Regions from separate parts of the Homo sapiens genome. Here region 2 is linked to region 1. Evidence: read pairs that join two places in POLR2A ChIA-PET (ENCODE). Cell type or tissue: OCI-LY7. All regions are shown on one strand.

The links. Peaks named below come from ENCODE experiments on the same cell type or tissue, not always from the same donor. Only the 100,000 strongest peaks of a DNase experiment are listed, where the experiment ranks them.
Region 2: POLR2A ChIA-PET joins it to region 1 with 5 read pairs; 4 of 35 experiments call an interaction of 5 or more read pairs at or near these places.

The regions. Positions count from the first base shown.
Region 1 is chr6:166,249,916-166,252,415 of GRCh38, reverse strand. The region is part of intron 2 of LOC101929297 (a long non-coding RNA gene); the gene reads right to left. Among named protein-coding and RNA genes, the nearest start is that of PRR18, 57 kb to the left of the region's middle. In OCI-LY7, no CTCF peak of the experiment used is centred here; a DNase peak (open chromatin) is centred at 1,045; H3K4me3 peaks cover 526 bases; H3K27ac peaks cover 526 bases.
Region 2 is chr6:166,403,615-166,406,114 of GRCh38, reverse strand. No RefSeq gene overlaps it. Among named protein-coding and RNA genes, the nearest start is that of MPC1-DT, 22 kb to the right of the region's middle. In OCI-LY7, no CTCF peak of the experiment used is centred here; no DNase peak of the experiment used is centred here.

The sequences.
Region 1 (2,500 bases):
CGGGCGCGGTGGCTCCAGCCTGTAATCTCAGCACTTTGGGAGGCCGAGGAGGGCGGAACACGAGATCAGGAGATCGAGACCATCCTGGCTAACACGGTGAAACCACGTCTCTACTAAAAAAAAATACAAAACATTAGCCTGGCGTGGTGGCGGGCGCCTGTAGTCCCAGCTACTCGGGAGGCTGAGGCAGGAGAATAGCGTGAACCCGGGAGGCGGAGCTTGCAGTGAGCCGAGATCGCACCACTGCACTCCAGCCTGGGCCACAGAGCGAGACTCCGTCTCAAAAAAAAAAAAAAAAAAAAAAGAAAGAAAGAAAAGAAATTAGACTGAAAAAAAGTCTGATTTCTGCTGATGACGCTACATTTTCATCATCTAAAAAATGTCCCTCTATCTTTATAGAATCCTGTGCATCCCTGATTCTATTCTTCCCCAAAGGAAAATGGCCAGCGTGACCCTCACCTTATAAACCCTCGGGTAAATTAGAGGGCGCCTCTAGGCTCACTGTTCTGAGAAAGCTCTCCAGCTATCAGGCAGCCTTGTCAGTCACGTGCGCTCCATTGCCTAGGAGATGAAATTATATTGAAAAGCATTCATGTCTGTTTTCCACGAAACTGGCAAATACATGGTTTATTATCATAAGCAGCATATTCCCATATGACAATTGGTGTGTATAGTGTAAGAATGTTCTAGAGTCTCCATGCCAAAGGAAGGTAAAATTAGAAATTGAATTTTAAGGGAAAGGTATGTTTGTCTACTTCCTCTCAATGTCCTCAAACCTTTTCTTCCCCCTCTATAAAGCCCCCATTCTCTCTTCTATCATCCTCCCTCCCACCAAGAATTCCCCTTATATTAACTCCCAGGTATGACTACTTAGCTTAAAAAGAAGAAGAAAAACGGTCTGTCTGACTTAATTGTTCCCTTTAATTTTTAAAATATATATGAACCCTTAGAAACTTTCAAAGTTGTGGTTTACTTTTTTGGTGTCAATTACTGTTGAAAATAACTGTTTCCTGACTAGCTAGCTGCAAGTTACCCAGCTGTTACACTCCGCTGGTTTGAAAGATTTTAAATTTTAAATCACACACACACACACACACACACACACACCCATTCTCTTTGAAAATAAGAGTATAGGGTTGCAAAATGAATTGACCAAATGTGCAATCTCGAAAAATATGATTGACTATGAAGATTTATGGAAGCTGATTCAAAAGGAAGCTTGTGGAACAGAAATCAGAGAAAAGCTCCAGAATACAAAATTTAGAAGTCTGTATATTTCCCATTTTTTTATTGTGGGTTTTTATAAATGTTTTAACTTTTTAGCAATTAGTTCTGGGAAGTGATATCATCTGTCTTACATTTGGGTTAAGATTATAGAACAGCTCTTTTATAAAGACTGTAAAACTGGGTTGATTTTTAATATTTTGGTTTTTAATAAAATAAGCACTGAAAAATAGTGCTTATATGTTAGATATTTTCCTTTAGTGTCCCCAAATCAATGATAACTATAATCACTAAGAATTACAGTTCAGAGTGAGAAAAAACTACACATTTTTTTTCCTCAGGGAGTTACGAGCTCGGGCTGTCTTTCTCACCAAAGTGAATAAATTCATTTCAATAAATGTTGAATATTTACCTTTTGCTAAGAACTGTGCACAAATATATATGCTATATGGCCAAAAGAAAAAAAAAAAACCCCAGCATTCTCCAAAAGTCTTCTAGTATTTGAGAACATGAGATTTTAAAGTAAGGCTGCAAGGAATTTTGGAACTTAAACTCACTCTATCAAGTCACATAACAACTGACAAAGTCACACAGTGGTTTTGTCTCAACAGAATCATTTACTTTTACGGTAGCATAGTTTTAAAATTATTAGTAAATTATTAAATTATTTTTTAAGTGTGAGATACCTATAGTTTGACAGTCAATGAAACTCAGACCAACTCCATTTAATAGAATGAATGAATCGTTCTCTCATTGAGTGGCTTGTGGAGTTTTGGATAAATTGATATTTCAGGTGACTCACATAGGAATTCTGTGGAGTTTGATAAATACACGCTCCCTTCTCTGAGGTTTGTAGTATTCTATGATAAAATCGTCTTAGATTCTTGTATAAATGTTTATTAAATGTTGACTCTGGCCAGGCACAAAGCTAAGCCATGTCGGTGCAGAGGTGAACACAGTAAGCTGATTTCACACCTTTTTCTCTTTGCAAAATGCTGGGGCAGAGTACTTGTAGGTAGCACAATCTTCACTCCTTATGCATTCATGTTAATTTCCTGAACAAATATTCTGGGCTCACTTCTTGAAGATTCACTGCTCTTAAGTTCTGGCCTTTCCAGGCCATATTATCTTTCATGCTACTCCACATATTGGTAAAGTGCTGCTGTCATAAAATTCCTAAAGAGGCTGGGCGTGGTGGCTCACGCCTGTAATCCCAGCACTTTGGGAGGCCAAGGCGGGTGGATCACGAGGTCAGGAGTTCAAGACCAGCCTGGCC
Region 2 (2,500 bases), 150 kb before region 1:
ACTCTTCAAGGATGGTCAAGCAGCCCTAGAGATGGACAGTGGGACGCCAAGGGCCTCCTGGGGGGCAATCATGTGTCCCTTTGATCAGACCTGCCCAAGGCCCTTAAATCCCCTCTTCCTCCGGGCCCCTTTCTGTCTTCCAGATCACGTGCCAACATCCTCCCCGGTGCAGGAATAGTCAGAGAAGAGAGCCTCGAAAACCCCTGCCTCTCTCCCCATCACCACCTCAGCTTGACCTTCCTGCGGTGTCCAGCGATCTCCTCTTCAATCAGCCCCGTGCTTTCTACCTCATTACTTTTCGACCTTATTACCTTTCTACCTCATTACCTACAAGTGTGATGAGAAAAGTCCAACCTTGAAAACAGCGGGCTCTGAGAGTGCCAAGCTGGAACACCACACACTCTGCCTCCACCCTGTCACTCACCACCACCAGCCCCAGGTCTCACCCGTGTCAGTCCACTAAGCCCCTCCCCTTCACCACTCTGCAGGGAGGGCCAGGCACACTGAGCACTCCCGGACCAGGCCCAGGGGCCCTCCTGAGCCTGACAACCTCCTTGTGTCAATTGTAGGAGGTTTATGGAGCCCACACTTGCCACTGTCATTACCAGTTTGTCACCAGCAAGGACCATCGGGGGAGTAGCTGGCTCAGGCCACATCAGCTCGGCGTGATCTGCTGCTCAGATCTCTAGGGAAGCCAGCTCAGGGGGTGAGGGTGGGAGGGCGGAAGGCTGGATCTTCACAATAAGGGGCCAGGGCAGGGCCAAGCACCATTTATGGGCACTGCCACTGCCAAGATGCTGGGGTTGCGGATTTCAGGTTTCAGCTGTGGCACAAATGGACAGTGTGTGAGCCTTGTTCACTGACCCTGCTGCCTTTACCTCTGCTACTCCCAGGGCCCAAAAGCACCGGTGTCAAAGACAAGCCAGGGGTCCCTGGTGACCCTTGTGGGGCCTTTAAGGTGAGGAGCTGGAGGTGCAGAGGAGAGTGTAAAAGACTAAAAGGGTGGAGCGTGTACCCCCAGCACGTGTCCGTACAACAGACTGATTGTGCAGATCTCTGCTTCTGAGTTTAGCCTTAGAATGATCTGGTGTTAATTCTCACCGCAACCTCCACCTCTCGGGTTCAAGTGATTCTCCTGCCTCAGTCTCCCAAGTAGCTGGGATTATAGGTGCCTGCCACCATGTCTGGCTGATTTTTGTGTTTTAGTAGAGATGGGGTTTCACCATGTTGTCCAGGCTGGTCTCGAACTCCTGACCTCAGGTGATCCACCCGCCTCGGCCTCCCAAAGTGCTGGGATTACAGGCATGAGCCACTGTGCCCGGCCTAATTCTAGATTTATCTGGACTCTTAAGTCATGTTTCATTTATACTTTTTCCACTTAATTTTATGAATATGAAGCTTCATAAAATAATGCAAAAATTAATGCAAGCCAGACATTAATTTATACAATATCACCACGAGCCCAACAGTCTCACACATTCTACTGCATTTGGCACCCATCTGACATTGAGTTTTCTTCAGCTTCCTCTTTCAGCATGACAGTAATTAAATTATCTATTTTGTACCAAGTATTTATAAAGCTGGAAACTAGATATGCACCTGAAACTATAATTCATTTTGTAAGTATTGGAATTAACTCCAGTTCTGCACCTGAAACTATAATTCATTTTGTAGTATTGGAATTAACTCCAGATCTGCACTTGACTTCAGCACTGACTCAGTTTCTTTGTCCAGTCTCTCCTAAGAACAGAATGCCCCTCAGTATCCGCTGTAAGAAGCACAGTGACTGAGTTAACTACTCGTGCCCTTGTGGGCCATCTACTGATTCATGGTAGGTGCGGCCCTAGTCACAGAAAGGAGCGTTTTAGCAAGGCTCCTGCGTGATTCTGATAGGATTGCCCAAACACAGCACCTGCCCAGTGAAACGCCATCTGCTACGGACTGAATGTTTGTGCCCACCACCAAGTTTGTACGTTGAAATCCTCACCCCCAAAGGAATGGTATTAAGGGGTGGGGCCTTCGAGGAGTGATTAGATCATGAGGATGGCATCTTCATGAATGGGATTAGTGACCCGATAGGAGAGAAAGAGACTGAAGCTCATTCTACTCTCTACCATGTGAAGATACTGCTAGCAGTCAGCAGTGTGAAACCAGGAAGAGGGCCATCACCAAGACCCAAACATGAGGGTGTCTTGATCTCGGACTTCCAGTCTCCAGAACTGTGAGAAATCAGTGTTCTCCTAGATGCCTCCAGGGAACATGGGCAAGAGTCTGACCCACTGGCCGGGTGCCCCATCGCCTGCCAGCCCCCTTCCCATCATATCAACGGGTGTGTCACTGCTTTTCAATCCAGCTCCACACCCAGTAATCTGTCCTCAATTCTCCACATTTCCCTGAAGATGTGTTGCTTTCTCATATCAATTTCTATATTAGTTACGGTTCCTTGGTTACAAGCAATAGAAAGTAACTATCCTAATCAAACAAACGAAATGTATTACAA